2 separate regions of the Homo sapiens genome follow, and region 2 is linked to region 1. The links are chromatin loops, found by intact Hi-C in ENCODE. Cell type or tissue: tibial artery. All regions are shown on one strand. Links, peaks and the distances in the headings refer to the core of each region. The heading gives the core; the rest is flanking DNA.

Region 1 (10,859 bases), core at 2,409-7,408:
CCTCTGAAAGTACTATGATTACAGGCGCGAGGCAACACACCCAGCCAGAAGAGAGAAATAACTTAATTTGTATGGGTCAAAATCATTTTTGAGGATACAGTCTAAGTAGAAATAAATTAATAATAAGGAAAATAAACAGAATAGCAAATACAATTACTTTGTAAACAAAATTAAATATTATAAAATAATTTTTTTTTGAGATGGAGCCTCAGCCTTTCAAAGTGCTGAGATTACAGGCGTGAGCCACTGCGCCCAGCCTAAAATTAAAATTTTAAATTTTAATAAAAAAAATTAGCCTGATGTGGTGGCATCCACCTGAAGTCCCACCTCCTAGGGAGGCTAAGGTGGGAGGACTGCTTGAGCTGGGGGGATGGAGGCTGCAATGAGCTATAATTGCACCACTGCACTCCAGCTTGGGCAACAGGGCAAGACTCGGTCTCAAAAAAAAAACAAAAATTATTTTCTGGCCTGACACAATGGCTCATGCCTGTAATCCTAGCACTTTGGGAGACTGAGGTGAGAGGATCGCTTGACCCCAGGAATTTGAGACTGCTGTGAGCCATGATTGTGCCACTGCCCTCCAGCCTGGGCAACAGACCAAGATCTTGTCTCAGAAAGAAAAATTATTTTATTTTTCTTTTCTTTTCTTTTTTTTTTTTTTTGAGACAGAGTGTCACTCTGTTGCACAGGCTAGAGTGCAGTGGCGCGATCTCAGCTCACTGTAACCTCCACCTCCAGGGTTCAAACAATTCTCCTGCCTCAGCCTCCCGAGTAGCTGGGACTACAGGTGCATACCACCACGCCTGGCTAATTTTTGTATTTTTAGTAGAGACGGGGTTTCACCATATTGGTCAGGCTGGCCTTGAACGCCTGACCTCACGCGATCCACCCGCCTCAGCCTCCCAAAGTTCTGGGATTACAGGCGGGAGCCACCACACTCGGCCAGAAAAATTATTGTCTTACTCCACCATTCTAAGGATATTTCCTTTGTTATGTTTTTTGGTTTTGCCATTTATGTTTAAATCTCTAATTTACCTGGGATTGATTTTTTAATAAACTGTGAGGTAGGGATAAATTTAACATATTTCTGTATATGGACACCTAATTGTGTGGCATCATTTATTGAAAAACTGCAGTGCTCCCACCATAAATTATCCAGTGTCAATGCATGATGGGTCTTTGCTGGGTTCTCTGCTCTGTACTATTGGTTATTTATTTATTTTATGCTGATAACACACTGTCTTAATTATTATAGCTATTTTATTTTATTTTTATTTATTTATTTATTTTTGAGACAGAGTCTCACCCTGTCACCCAGGCTGGAGGGCAGTTGTGCGATCTCGGCTCATTGCAACCTCTGCCTCTCAGGTTCAAGCAATTCTCCTGCCTCAGCCTCCTGAATGGCTGGGATTACAGGCCTTGTGCCACCATGCCTGGCTAATTTGTATATTTTTAGTAAAGATAGGGTTTCACCATGTTGGCCAGGCTAGTCTCAAACTCCTGACCTCAGGTAATCTGCTGACCTTGGCCTCCCACAGTGCTGAGATTACAGGCATGAGCCACCGCGCCCGGCCTACTGTAGCTTTATTTTATTTTATTTTTTATTTTTTGAGATGGAGTCACATTCTGTCGCCCAGGCTGGAGTACAGTGGCACAATCTCTGCTCACCACAACCTCCGCCTTCCGGGTTCAAGCAATTCTCCTGCCTCAGCCTCCCGAGTAGCTGGGATTACAGGCACATGCCATTATGCCCAGCTAATTTTTGTATTTTTAGGAGAGATGCCGTTCAACCATGTTAGTCAGGCTGGTCTTGAACTCCTGACATCAAGTGATCCGTCTGCCTCAGCCTCCCAAAGTGCTGGGATTACAAGCGTGAGCCACTGCTCCTGGCTTTTTTTTTTTTTTTTTTTGTCTTTTTAGAGATGGAGTTTTAGCCTGGGGTTGCCCAGGCTGGTCTTGAACTCCTCAGCTCAAGAACCCACCTTGGCTTCCCAAAGTGCTAGGATAACAGGCGTGAGCCACTACACCTGGCCAGTAATTTTTTATTTTGAAATAATTTTAGATTTACAGAAGAGCTGCAAAGACAGCACAAGAAATTCCCACATGCTCTTCAACCAGGTTCTTTTTTGTTTTGCTTTGTTCTTATTTTTATTTTTTCTTTTCTTTTTTTTTTTTGAGATGGAGTCTCACTCTGTCACCCAGGCTGGAGTGCAATGGCGCGATCTCCGCTCACTGCAAGCTCCGCCTCCCGGGTTCAAGCGATTCTCCTGCCCCAGCCTCCTGAGTAGCTGGGACTACAGGTGTGCGCCATCATGCCCAGCTAATTTTTTTATTTTTAGTAGAAATGGGGTTTCACCATGTTGGTCAGGCTGGTTTCGAACTCCTGACATTGTGGTCCGCCTGCCTCGGCTTTCCAAAGTGCTGGAATTATAGGCGTGAGCCACCGCGCCTGGTCTTTCTTTCCTTTTTTGAGACAGAGTCTTGCCCTTTCGCCCAGGCTGGAGTGCGGTGGTGCGATCTCAGCTCACTGCAACCTCCACCTCCTGGGTTCAAGTGATTCTCATGCCTCAGCCTCCCACATAGCTGGGATTACAGGCACATACCACCTTGCCCATCTAATTTTTGTTTTTTTTTAGTAGAGATGGGGTTTCACCATGTTGGCCAGGCTTTTCTTGAACCTCTGCTACTATAGTCATTCCTCTGTAAGCCATATGGCACTTTTTATTGTGCCTATCCTCATTCAAATCCCCTGAAGTTTTACTGGTGCAATTATCCTCATAATTGCCCATGGACTTACTTTGTCCTTACTATTCTGCCTAGCAAATTCAAACTATGAGCGAATCCACAACCGAATCATATCGAACTTGGCCTCAAGTAATCTGCCCTCCTTGGCCTCCCAAAGTGCTGGGATTACATGTGTGTGCCACCGTGCCTGGCCTATTTTCTATATTTTTAATTGATAAATAATAATTGTTCATATTCATGGGTTACATAATGACGTTCCACACATAGAGTGTATGAGGTCATCACCTAGATTGTTCTAATGTTAATATCTTTTTTTTTTCTTTGAGATGGAGTCTTGATCTGTCGTCCAGGCTGCAGTGCAGTGACGCGATCTCGGCTCACTGCAATCTCTGCCTACCGGGTTCAAGCGATTCTCCTGCCTCAGCCTCCCAAGTAGCTAGGACTACAGGTGTGTACCACCATGCCCAGCTAATTTTTGTATTTTTAGTAGAGACGGGGTTTCACCATCTTCCTCTATTTTTAGTAGAGAAGGGGTTTCACCATGTTGGTCAGGCTGGTCTCGAACTCCTGACCTTGGGTGATCCACCTCCCTCGGCCTCCCAAATTGCTGAAATTACAGGCATGAGCCACTATGCCCATCCGCTAATGTTACTATATTAGAAACCATGATACATCTGTAAAAACTAAGACATAGACATTGGTAAAATAAGATTAAATTACTGGCTATATTTGGATTCTACAATTTTTCCACTAACCACCTTTTTCTGCTCCAATATCAAGTCCAAGATAATACATTGTTAGCTACTCTTAATAGCGTATTTTATAAAACTTCATTTTTGGCTGGGCATGGTGGCTCACGCCTGTAATCCCAGCACTTTGGGAGGCCATGGCAGGTAGATCACCTGAGGTCAGGAGTTTGAGTCCAGCCTGGCCAATATGGTGTAACCCTGTCTCTACTAAAAATATAAAAAATTACCTGGGCATGGTGGCACGTGCCTGTAATCCCAGCTACTCAGGAGACTGAGGCAGGAGAATTGCTTGAACCCGGGAGGCGGAGGTTGCAGTGAGCCAAGATTGCACCACTGCCCTCCAGCCTGGGTGACAGAAAGAGACTCCATCTCAAAAAACAAAAACAAAAACAAAACAAAAGAAAACGAAAAAAACCCCACAGAACTTTCTAGTAATTCTAATTACTCTGTAGATTCATTAGTATTTTCTACATATACAATAATATTGGCTGAGGATGGTAGTTCCCGCCTGTAATCCCAGTAATGTCGGAGGCCAAGACAGGAGGATCACTTGAGCCCGGGAGTTTGAGACCAGCCTGGGCAACATAGCTAGACTCCACATCTAAAAATACATAAAAAATTAGCCGGTCATGGTAGCACACCCCTGTAGTCCCAGCTACTCAGGGGGCTAAGGTGGGAGGATCATTTGAGCCCAGGAAGTTGAGGTGGCAGTGAGCTGTGATCGTGCCAGTGCACTCAGCCCAGGATACAGAATGAGACCCTCTCTCACAAAAATATTTTTTTCCTCGGGAGGCTGAGGCAGGAGAATTGCTTGAATCCAGGATATGGAGATTGCAGTGAGCCAAGATCATGCCACTGCACTCCAGCCTGGGTGACAGAGTGAGACTCCATCTCAAAATATATATCTATATATTTTTTTTCAATTTTTTAAAATTAAATTTTAAAAGATTATGAGGCTAGGATTAGGAATATTCTTTTACAATATATAATAATCTGGTAAAAATGAATATACTGTGTAAAAGACATATCAGATTTATCATGCTGGGAGCCACTGCAGGTAACTCTCACTGTATCTGAAATTAACCAGTACTCAGAGTCTGTCTTCTTTGTACATATTCTCTGCTCCTAGTTTTTATCAGTTCTTTCTCATAAATTATTTCTCTTTTCCAAAGTACTTTTTTCTTGTCTTAGTTCAAGCATTTATCTCCTTATTTTTGTTTATTGGTTGGTTGGTTTGTCACTCAGTCTGGAGTACAGTGGCACAATCTTGGGTGAGCCACCACGCCCAGCCAATTAGACAGTTTTTATATTTAAGGCCTTATAATCTGAAAAACAAGATATGTAAAAATAAGTATTTTAATGGAATAGCTCTTGGATTCACATGCCGGGAGCTCCTAGTAAGGACCTTAGAATGGGGGAGACAGGTGGGGCGTGGTGGCTTATGCCTGTAACCCCAGCACTTTGAGAGACCGAGGCAGGTGGAACACGAGGCCAAGAGATGGAGATCATCCTGGCCAACATGGTGAAACACCGTATCTACTAAAAATACATAAATTAGCTGGGCGTGGTGGCGCGTGCCTGTAGTCCCAGCTACTCGGGAGGCTGAGGCAGGAGAATCACTTGAACCGGGGAAGCGGAGGTTGCAGTGAGCTGGGATTGCACCACTGCACTCCAGCCTGGCGACAGAGCAAGACTGTCAAAAAAAAAAAAAAGAATGTGGAAGTCTAGGATAAATCAGGGGATCTGGGAGGAAGCCCCATAATGGGGTCCTAAGAACATAATTTTGGGGTCAGTCTTTGAGGGCCCCAAAGAGAGGGGTCAGGATATGGGTGCAGGATTTGTCATCAGCAAAGATGCTGGCCACAAAGTAGAACAAGAAGGGTCATGTGAGTCAGTGTAAAGGATACTGCAGAAAGAGTCGGTTAGAAACTGTGTAAGGGGTCAGAGCTTCCGCTGAAAAGGCTCCAGGGCCAGGCTGCTGCCCTGAAAGGAAACTGGAATGACAGCCAGGGACCCAAGCTGGAAGTCTGTTGTTCAGACTGACTGTGTTTATTGCATAGGCAAACAGGAAGACTCAATTCAGTGTTTTTTTGTTTTGTTTGTTTTTTGTTTTTGAGATGGAGTTTCGCTCTTGTTCCCCAGGCTGGAGTGCAGTGGCACGATCTCAGCTCACTGCAACCTCCGCCTCCTGCGTTCAAGCGATTCTCCTGCCTCAGCCTCCCGAGTTGCTGGGATTACAGGCGCCCGCCACCACGCCCAGCTAATTTTTTGTATTTTTAATAGAGACGGGGTTTCACCATGTTGTTCAGGCTGGTCTTGAACTCCTGACCTCAGGTGATCTGCCCGCCTCGGCCTCCCAAAGTGCTGGGATTACTGGCGTGAGCCACCGTGCCTGGCCCTCAATTCAGTGTTTCTTCAGACATCCAACACTGTATACTCCAGGCCAAGGCAGCTGACTACATCCTCACTAAAGGGAAAAGAAAATAACTTACGCCAGGCAGCCAGGCATGGTGCCTAACGCCTGTAATCCCAGTACTTTGGGAGGCTGACGTGGGCAGACCACTTGAGTCCAGGAGTTTGAGACCAACCTGGGCAAAATGGAGAGACCCCATCTCTACAAAAATTAGCAGGGTGTGGTGGTGTACACCTGTGGTTACAGCTACTTGGGAGGCTGAGGTAGGAGGATCGCTTGAGCCCCAGGAAGTCCAGACTGCACTCCAGCCTGGGCAACAGAGTGAGACCCTGTCTCCGAGAGAGAGAGAGAAATGGTAGAAATTGTGGCAGGCAAGGTCCTCATTGCTTTGGTGCTAGTGGGGCCGACCTCTGTAGGTAGCAAACCGTCAGTGCTCAGAAATGTGGGTCCATGGAATATGCAGGAATCAGTTCACATCAGAATGTGATTTTTAGCCTAGACAACATAGTGAGACCCTGCCTCAACAACAACAAAAATTATTCAGGCGTGGTGGCACGTGCCTATAGTCCCTACTATTGGAGGAGGGCAGGGGTGCTAGGGCAGGAGAATTGCTTGAGCCCAGGAGTTGGAGGATGCAGTAAGCTATAATCTTGTCAGTGCATTTCAGCCTGATGGACGAGACAGCAAGACCCTGCCTTAACAAAGAGAAAGAAGGAATGTGATTTTTGCAAAAGAAAGGTACGTCTGGTTTGACAGAGGTTTAGCAAGAGAGAAACGGAATCAGGGAATGTTTCATGAAGGAGTAAGAATTTGAAAGGGCTTGAGATTAGTGGCATGCGCCTGTAATCCCAGCTACTTGGGAGGCTAAGACAGGAGAATCACTTTAACCCGGGAGGCGGAAGTTGCAGTGAGCCAAGATCGTGCTACTGCACTCCAGCCTGGGCGACAGAGTGAAACTCTGTCTCAAATATAAATAAGTTAATTAATTAAGGAATATTTTTAATGTATAAACATCCATATCTAATAGTTCAGGATTTCTTTTTAGGGTTTCACTAAAGTTTTTGGTTTCTAGATATCACGTAATTCTGTATACAAAATGTGCCAGAAAGGGTTATATTATTAGTAAAAAAAGATTAATAATTCTTTTAAACTTGATAATTAATTAGAAACATTTGGGTAATTTTTTCATAGTTAAAGCTCTTCGTCTTGATTAAAATAGGAAGTATTGTAAAAATGCATCAGCAGTTTGGCAATTCTTTTTTACATAGTTAAGTGTAGTGGTGCATCCGGAATTGGTGGGTTCTTGGTCTCACTGACTTCAAGAATGAAGCTGCGGACCCTCACAGTGAGTGTTATAGCTGTTAAAGCCCGCATGGCCAGAGTTTGTTCCTTCTGATGTTTGGATGTGTTCCGAGTTTCTTCCTTCTCGCGGGTTCGTAGTCTCGCTGGCTCAGAAGTGAAGCTGCAAACTTTCCTGGTGAGTGTTACAGCTCTTAAGGCGGCACGTCTGGAGTTGTTTATTCCTCCTGGGGGGGTTCGTGGTCTCGCTAGCTTCAGGAGCAAAGCTGCACACCTTCACAGTGAGTATTACAGCTCATAAGATCAGCGTGGACCCAAAGACTGAGAGTGAGCAACAGCAAGACATATCGCAAAGAACAAACCTCACACTACATGTAACGTGATCCGAGCGGGTTGCCATTACCGGCTCAGTCAGCCTGCTTTTATTCTCTTATCTGGCCCCACCCACATCCTGCTGATTGGTCCATTTTACAGAGAGCCGATTGGTCCATTTTGACAGGGTGCTGATTGGTGCATTTACAATCCCTGAGCTAGACACAAAAGTTCTCCACATCCCCACTAGATTAGCTAGATACAGTGTAGATTGTTGCATTCACAAACCCTGAGCTAGACACACGGTGCTGATTGGTGTGTTTACAAACCTTGAACTAGATACAGAGTGCCGATTGGTGTATTTACAATCCGTTAGCTAGACATAAAGGTTCTCCAAGTCCCCAACAGACTCAGGAGCCCAGCTGGCTTCACTCAGTGGATCCCCCACCGGGGCGCAGGTGGAGCTGCCTGCCAGTCCCGCGCCGTTCGCCCCCCACTCCTCAGGCCTTGGGTGGTTGATGGGACTGGGCGCCGTGGAGCAGGGGGCGGCGCTCCTCCGGGAGGCTCCCGCGGCACAGGAGCCCACGGAGTGGCAGGGAGGCTCAGGCGTGGCAGGCTGCAGGTCCCAAACCCTGCCCCGCGGGGAGGCAGCTAAGGCCTGGTGAGAAATTGAGCACAGCAGCTGCTGGCCCAGATGCTAAGCACCTCACTGCCCGAGGCGGCGGGGCCGGCTGGCCGCTCCGAGTGCGGGCTGGCGAGCCCATGCCCACCCAGAATTCAGGCTGGCCTGGAAGCACCGCGCACAGCCCCGGTTCCGGTTCCCGTAGGCGCCTCTCCCTCTACACCTCCGGGCAAGCTGAGGGAGCCGGCTTCGGCCTTGGCCAGCCCAGAAAGGGGCTCCCACAGTGCAGCGGGAGGCTGAAGGGCTCCTCAAGCGCGGCCAGAGTGGGCGCCAAGGCGGAGGAGGCGCAGAGAGCGAGCAAGGGCTGTGAGGGCTGCCAGCACGATGTCACCTTTCAATGGCTCAAGGGATTCACCTTGCCCAATGCCTAGAAAGACCCGATTCATCAAGACGGGAATTGCAATAGAGAAACAGTAATCACGCAGAGCTCGCTGTGTGGAAGACCAGAGTTTTTTTGTTTCTTTTTTTTTGAGAAGGAGTCTTGCTCTGTCACCCAGGCTGGAGTGCAGTGGAGCGATCTCTGCTCACTGCAACCTCTGCCTCCAGGTTCAAGCGATTCTCCTGCCTCAGCCTCACAAGCCGCTGGGACTACAGGCGCACACCACCACACCTGGTTAATTTTTGTATTTTTAGTAGAGACGGGGTTTCACCATGTTGGCTAGGCTGGTCTTAAACTCCTGACCTCGTGATCCACCCGCCTTGGCCTCCCAAAGTGCTGGGATTACAAGGCGTGAGCCACGGCATCCCACCCGAGTTGTATTATTACTTAAATTACTCTTTCCAAGCATTTGGGGAGCAGAGTTTCTAAGGATAACTTGGTGGGTGGAGGGAAGTCAGTGAGCCAGGAGTGCTGATTGGTCAGAGATAAAATCATAGAGCGTCTGAGCTGTCTTCTTCTTCTGTTCTGAGTCAGTTCCTGGATGGAGGCCACAAGATCAGATGAGCCAGTGTATTGATCTGGGTGGTGCCAGCTGATCCAGCAAGTGCAGGATCTGCAAAATGTCTAAAGCACTGATCTAAGGAGCAGTTTAGGCAGGGTCAGAATCTTGTAGCCTCCAGCTGCAGGACTCCTAAACCATAATTTCTAATCTTGTGGCTAAATTAGTCCTACTAAGGCAGTCTAGTCCCCAGGCAAGAAGGAGGACTGCTTTAAGAAAGGGCCTTTACCATCTTTGTTTAAACTATAAACGACAAACTAAGTTTCTTCCAAAGTTAGTTCAGTCTACGCCCAGGAATGAACTAGGACAGCTTGGGGGTTAGAAGCAAGATGGAGCCAGTTAAGTTAGATCTCTTTCACTGTCTCGGTCATAATTCTGCAAAGGCACTTTCACAAGCATGAACCTGGATTTAGCGTAAAGTTGCCTGCATTGCTTCACACTATGTTTACTGTTTTGCCTGGATAGTGCTAGATTACTTATTGGTTGTGTGCCTAAAGTGGATTTCTTGATTGCACAGAATGTATAATGATATTGGTGAACTTAAGGATATTGAATTGTGTATCAGGAATAAAATATTCATTATATGGGTTTTTTGGGGCCCTGGGTAACACTGTGGCCTCCAGAGTAAATTGAGCAGGAAAATTTATGGTTGGTTTCCTGTTTGTTTTTGCTTCTGGTTTTCATTTGTTTGCTGTTTATTCTCCTCTGGCTTTACTTGTGTATGCATATATATAAAACCATGGTTTTTTTTTAGTTCCTAGTGGAAGGCTTTTATTTAGTTCTGTGTTTCTATGCATTTCTAGCAAGTCATCATACATTCCATATATCTGGAATTCCTGAGCTACCTTTGTCAGGCCTGCAGGAATTAATGGAGCATGCCAACTTTTTATCCTTAAAATAACTTTTTGGATTTTGGGCTTCCTGATACTTTAAGCATATTGAGTATACTCTCACAAATAGAATTTGAGTCATATTTCTCTCTCTGCCTAGATTCTCCAAAATTTGTAAACAATTTGTGAATATTCTTAATTCATGGCAATATGTTTGTCTGCATACAGTCAAGCATGGGTCGCCAGGGCCGCTCAGGGAGAGAGAACCCAGAAAGCTGGCATGTCGGCAAAAGGGTAATAATTTCGTACCACTCAGTCTCTGACTTCTTTCTGTCTGTGCAAAGTGATTAATCTCCTCTGTAAAGTTTTAAATTAATTGGTTTAATAATAATAAGAGCTTAAATCAAACATTTTGCCAGAAAAGTAGAACGTGTAATGCCCTTTAGTTCATGTGACTTTAGCAATCTTCGGGAAATAAAGACAGTTTTAAAGATTATTGGTCAAATACAATTGTCTTCTAAATGTAAACGTGGTCTAAATTATGTTCAAATATTAGGTTTGCTAAATGCTTTAAGGTCACAGACTGCTTCTTTGGCTTTTGAAAACTGTTTAACTTGCCTGCTTTCCAGCTAGGTAAGGCCTGAGGACATGTGGAGTTGGCCACGCCCCTAGCTGTGCTGGAAATAGTCAAACCTTATCAGAAAATAACTTATTAGGTTTTACATTAAAATTCACCATTATAATATGCAATTAAGACTACTAGAGGCGGCCAGGCTTGGTGGCTCATGCCTGTAATCCCAGCACTTTGGGAGGCCAAGGAGGGCAGATCACCTGAGGTCAGGAGTTTGAGAGACCAGCCTGGCCAACATGGAGAAACCCCATTTTATTAAA
Region 2 (5,000 bases), core at 1-5,000, 72 kb after region 1:
TGTCAGGTGGAATAAGGAAAGAACCTTGCATGTTTTAAGTCATGAGGTTGCTTTGTGACTATCTCCTGTGGAAGTGCAACCTGTTGCATCTGTTTCTTTTGCAGCTAAGTTGAAAAAAGTGAAGAAAAAAAGACGAAGAGATGAAGAACTTTCCTCTGAAGAATCCCCTCGTCGCCATCACCACCAGACCAAAGTCTTTGCCAAGTTTTCTCACGATGCACCTCCCCCTGGCACTAAGAAAAAGCACTTATCCATTGAGCAGCTGAATGCTCGTCGCAGGAAAGTATGGCTCAGCATTGTGAAAAAGGAACTACCAAAGGTAAGTGAATGCCTCCAGGAGATGGAAATTAGGAGAATGTTTTCTCTCCCCACCCACTAAAGAGGAACTCTGAGAGCTAGATACTTTCACAGATAGGAATTCTGCAAAGAAACTAATCTGTTGGAATCAAGAAAATGCTGAGTAGTACTCTTTCAGTTAACAGTTTCTTCTAGAATGTGGTCAGAATTCACAAGACAATTAGTTATTGTGTGATGCTCCGTGGTCAAAAAATTGGAGGACAACTTCTTCAAGAAAAGAATGCAGTTTTCCTAAATATAGCAATAGATACTTGACAGCCAATTTATAGGTGATATTAGAAAAAATTAAAAAGAGGCCAGGCATGGCAGGTCACACCTGTAATCCCAGCACTTTGGGAGGCTGAGGTGGGTAGATCGCTTGAGCCCAGGAGTTTGAGACCAGTCTGGACAGCATGGTGAAACCCCATCTCTCCAAAAACTACAAAAATGAACTGGGCGTAGCGGCACATGTTTGTAGCCCTCCCTATGCAAGTGGCTGAGGCAGGATAGATAGAGCCCAGGAGGTTGAGGCTGCAGCGAGCTGAGATCGCACCACTGCACTCTAGCTTGTGTAACAGAATGTGTAACATAATAAATATTTATTTATTTTATCTCAAAAATTAAATAAAATAAAAAGGAGTTGATATGTTTCTTAGAGAATTTACAAATGTTTGAATGTTGCTGGATAATCACAGGCACTAGAATAAAATGTGAACGAGTTAAACATGTATAAGCATTTTTCCTCTTAATTCATTTGGTTTTGATAACATTTTATTTTATTATTATTATTTTTGAGATGGAGTCTTGCTCTGTCGCCTGGGCTGGATTGCAGTGTCATCATCTCGGCTCACTGCAACCTCCGCTTCCCAGGTTCAAACAATTCTCCTTCCTTAGCCTTCCAAGTACCTGGGGCTACAGGCAGATGCCACCATGCCCAGCTAATTTTTGTATTTTGGTAGAGATGGGGTTTCACCATGTTGGCCAGGCTGGTCTCGAACTCTTGACCCCAGGTGATCTGCCTGGCTCCGCCTCATAAAGTGTTGGGATTACAGGTGTGCGCCACCACGCCCAGCCAATAACATGTTATTTTGATATAATTTCAAAATTAATAGTTGCAAACCAGATGCCATATGTAGCGTTTTTTTTTTTTTTTTAAAGAAGTTGCAATTATAGTCCAAGGAATGTCTGTTTACCCTTAAGTGAGATTCACCAGTTGTTTACATATTACTCTTAAGGATGAATTGAGTGCAATCCTGATAGGAACAGGATATTTCATTATAAATTGGATTTTTTTTAGAAACGGGATATTTTATGAATTGAGAAAAGTTGATACTAAAGTCCATGTGATGAAGTCAGAATGTAGGAGTAGCTGGGGAAGAATTGGAAAAATCCCCACTAAACGTTAGAACACGCTACAAAACCTCTACAGTTAAAAAAGTATGGTACTGGCACATGAATAGGCAAATAGATGAGTAGAATAAGCTGGTGGACTTACAAATTAGTAGTGCCGAGACAACTGGGTAGCAATTTAGATAAAACTAGATCTGCATCTTACACATATACTTCATATAGGTTAGTATGACACTTTTTAAACTATGGAGGTTATAGTGTGTTTTAATTTTTTTTTTTTTTTTTTTTTGAGACGGAGTCTCGTCTCTTGCCCTGGCTGGAGTACAGGTGTGTGATCTTGGCTCACTGCAACCTCTGCCTCCTGGGTTTCAGCGATTCTCCCACTTCTGCCTCCCAAGTAGCTGAGTAGCTGGGACTACAGGTGCGCGCCGTCACACCCAGCTAATTTTTGTATTTTTGGAAGAGACGAGGTTTCGCCATGTTGGTCAGGCTGGTCTTGAACTCCCGACCTCAAGTGAGCTGCTCACCTCAGCTTTCCAAAGTGCTGGAATTATAGGTGTGAGCCACCATGCCCAACCTGTTTTAATGTTTTGAGGATATTACCTTTGATCCCTTGGTATGGTGGTGTTTTGCTACTGTAAAATTAAAATTTTTTTTCCATAGCAGTTAATAAGTATTTCTGGAGACATAGTTGATGCTTGAGCATTCTTTTTTTTTTTTTTTTTGAGACGGAGTCTGGCTTTGTCGCCCAGGCTGGAGTGCGATCTCGGCTCACTGCAAGCTCCGCCTCCCGGGTTCACGCCATTCTCCTCCTTCAGCCTCCGGAGTAGCTGGGACTACAGGCACCCGCCACGACACCTGGCTAATTTTTTTTTGTATTTTTAGTAGAGACAAGGTTTCACCCTATTAGCCAGGCTGGTCTCGATCTTCTGACCTCATGATCTGTGCGCCTCGGCCTCCCATAGTGCCGGGATTGCAGACGTGAGCCACTGCACCCGGCCTGTGCTTGAGCATTCTTGATGGGAAAGTTATGGGAAACTTTCCCATGACTTAGTACCTGATGAAGAGGCCTCAGATGGTGTCCTTTCAATGAAAGAAATGAGTTTTCATTTCTTTTTGAGATAGGGTCTTGTTCTGTTGCCCAGGCTGGAGTGCAGTGGACTCATCTTGGTTCACTTCAGCGTTGATCTCCCAGGCTCAAGCAGTCCTCGCACCTCAGCCTCCTTAGTACCTGGGGCTATAAGTGTGTGCCACCACACTGAGCTAATTCTGTTTATTTAATTTTTTTTTGTTTTTTGAGACGGAGTTTCGCTCTTGTCACCCAGGTTGGAGTACAATGGCATGATCTCGACTCACTGCAACCTCCACCTCCCGGGTTCAAGCAATTCTCCTGAGGTAGCTCCCTCCTGGGTAGCTGGGATTACAGGCGCCTGCCACCACACTCAGCTAATTTTTGTATTTTTAGTAGAGACGGGGATTCACCATGTTGACCAGGCTGGTGTTGAAGTCCTGACCTCAGGTGATCCAACCACCTCGGCCTCCCAAAGTGCTGGGATTACAGGCGTGAGCCACCACGCCCGGCCCAATTCTGTTTATTTTTTATAGAGACGAGGTCTCACTATCTTGCCCAGGCTAGTCTCGAACTCCTGGACTCAAGTGATCCTCCTGCCTCAACCTCCCAAAGTGCCGGGGTTGCAGGTGTAAGCCACTGCGCCTGGCCAAGAAATGACTTTTTTTTTTTTTTTTTTTTTGAGACGGAGTTTTGCTCTTGTCACCCAGGCTGGAGTGCAGTGGTACGATCTCGGCTCACTGCAGCCTCCGCCTCCTGAGTTCAAGTGATTCTCCTGCTTCAGCCTCCCGAGTAGCTAGGATTACAGGCATGTGCCACCATGCCTGGCTAAGTTTTCTATTTTTAGTAGAAATGGGGCTTCACCACATTGGCCAGTCTGGTCTCAAACTCATTACCTCAAGTGATCCACCCGCCTCGGCCTCCCAAAGTGCTGGGATTACAGGCGTGAACCACCATTCCTGGCCAGGAAATGACTTTTTAGTGGGAATATTTGAGGTTCCTGGCTTCAGAGTGACAATAGCTCTTTAATTAGTAAGAGTTTTTTTTTTATAAAAGGCTCATATATTCCCTTAAATTTGCTGTCTTACGTGCAAACATTAAAGAAATGGCTTTCAGACCTTCTTTGTCACTTTGAACCCATTGTTTCTTTAACATCAAGGAGAGTACTCTTCAGTACTGAAAGAGCCACCCAGCTCTGCCTCTTCAGCATCTTCTTCCATGTCAAATAGACATCATGGGGAGTCAGGTTTCTGTACTGACTTTTGTTTTTCCCCTTAGCTAGAGTGGAAAACACAAATAGCTGGGTTGTGGGCTGCTGGGTCATTTTGTGTTAGGTCTTCCTTGGAGTTTAGTTTTAGAGAAGATTAGGCTTATGTGGTGGCAGAAACTGAGTAATAGTGACATCAGGTTTGCCTAGGCTGGAGGTGGGGCTAGAATCACACTTAGGAGACTAGTTTATCTTTCTCCTAATGATTCCTGTATCTGGATGCCCTGCTCTCTCAGCCTTGCAGATTGGCCCTGGTAAGCAACATGTTTTTAATCAGGATAGTGCTAAGGTTTAGGTATTGTAACATTTTTCTAGTCCACTTCAAGCCTTACATGTAACTTAACATCTTCCCAAAAGTATACAGAAGACTATTTAAGGCATCCACAATGCTGACTTATTCTTCTTGAATGCTTCTTTAATCGTTTTATGTATGGCGTTGAGACAATACATCTGGATGACTTATAGAAGTAATATATCTTGCTTGGCTTGACATTTTCTAACCCTCTAGGAATTGAGTAAAAGACTGTTCATTCTACATAGTCTTAGTTCAAAAATGAATCCTAAATGAAATATTGTTTTTTAAATATTTTAGGCAAATAAGCAGAAAGCTTCAGCTCGTAACCTGTTTCTCACCAATAGCCGAAAGGTAAAATTGTAGTTTTGTATTTTCCATTTCATGTTTTGCTGGAATATATTCTTCTTCTTTGGGGTCCATCTTGCTGCTCTTGTCCGTCGTAACCTGTTGATCATGAATCTAATAGTTCGTAAGAGAGTTTCTGAATGTTCTCAAGCTGTTTATTTTTTATTTTTATTTTTTGAGACAGAGTCTCAGCCACCCAGGCTGGAGTGCAGTGGCAGTGATCTTGGCTCACTGCAACCACCGTCTCCCAGGTTCAAGCGATTCTCCCATCTCAGCCTCCCGAGTAGCTGGGATTATAGGCACCTGCCATCATGCCCTATAATTTTTGTATTTTAGTA

Evidence for each region. Hi-C counts contacts between places; a loop is a spot of excess contacts. Peaks named below come from ENCODE experiments on the same cell type or tissue, not always from the same donor. Only the 100,000 strongest peaks of a DNase experiment are listed, where the experiment ranks them.
Region 2: it touches region 1 in a loop (2.1-fold over the local background); 1 of 110 quality-filtered maps calls a loop at or near these places.

Annotation. Positions count from the first base shown.
Region 1 is chr15:41,149,174-41,160,032 of GRCh38, reverse strand. No RefSeq gene overlaps it. Among named protein-coding and RNA genes, the nearest start is that of INO80, 38 kb to the right of the region's middle. RefSeq lists an enhancer at 8,087-8,587. In tibial artery, for the core only: no CTCF peak of the experiment used is centred there; no DNase peak of the experiment used is centred there; H3K27me3 peaks cover 218 bases.
Region 2 is chr15:41,080,688-41,085,687 of GRCh38, reverse strand. It overlaps INO80 (INO80 complex ATPase subunit), which reads left to right. Exons shown (of 36, transcript NM_017553.3): 7 at 105-319; 8 at 4,615-4,668. Among named protein-coding and RNA genes, the nearest start is that of INO80, 33 kb to the left of the region's middle. In tibial artery, for the core only: no CTCF peak of the experiment used is centred there; a DNase peak (open chromatin) is centred at 2,895.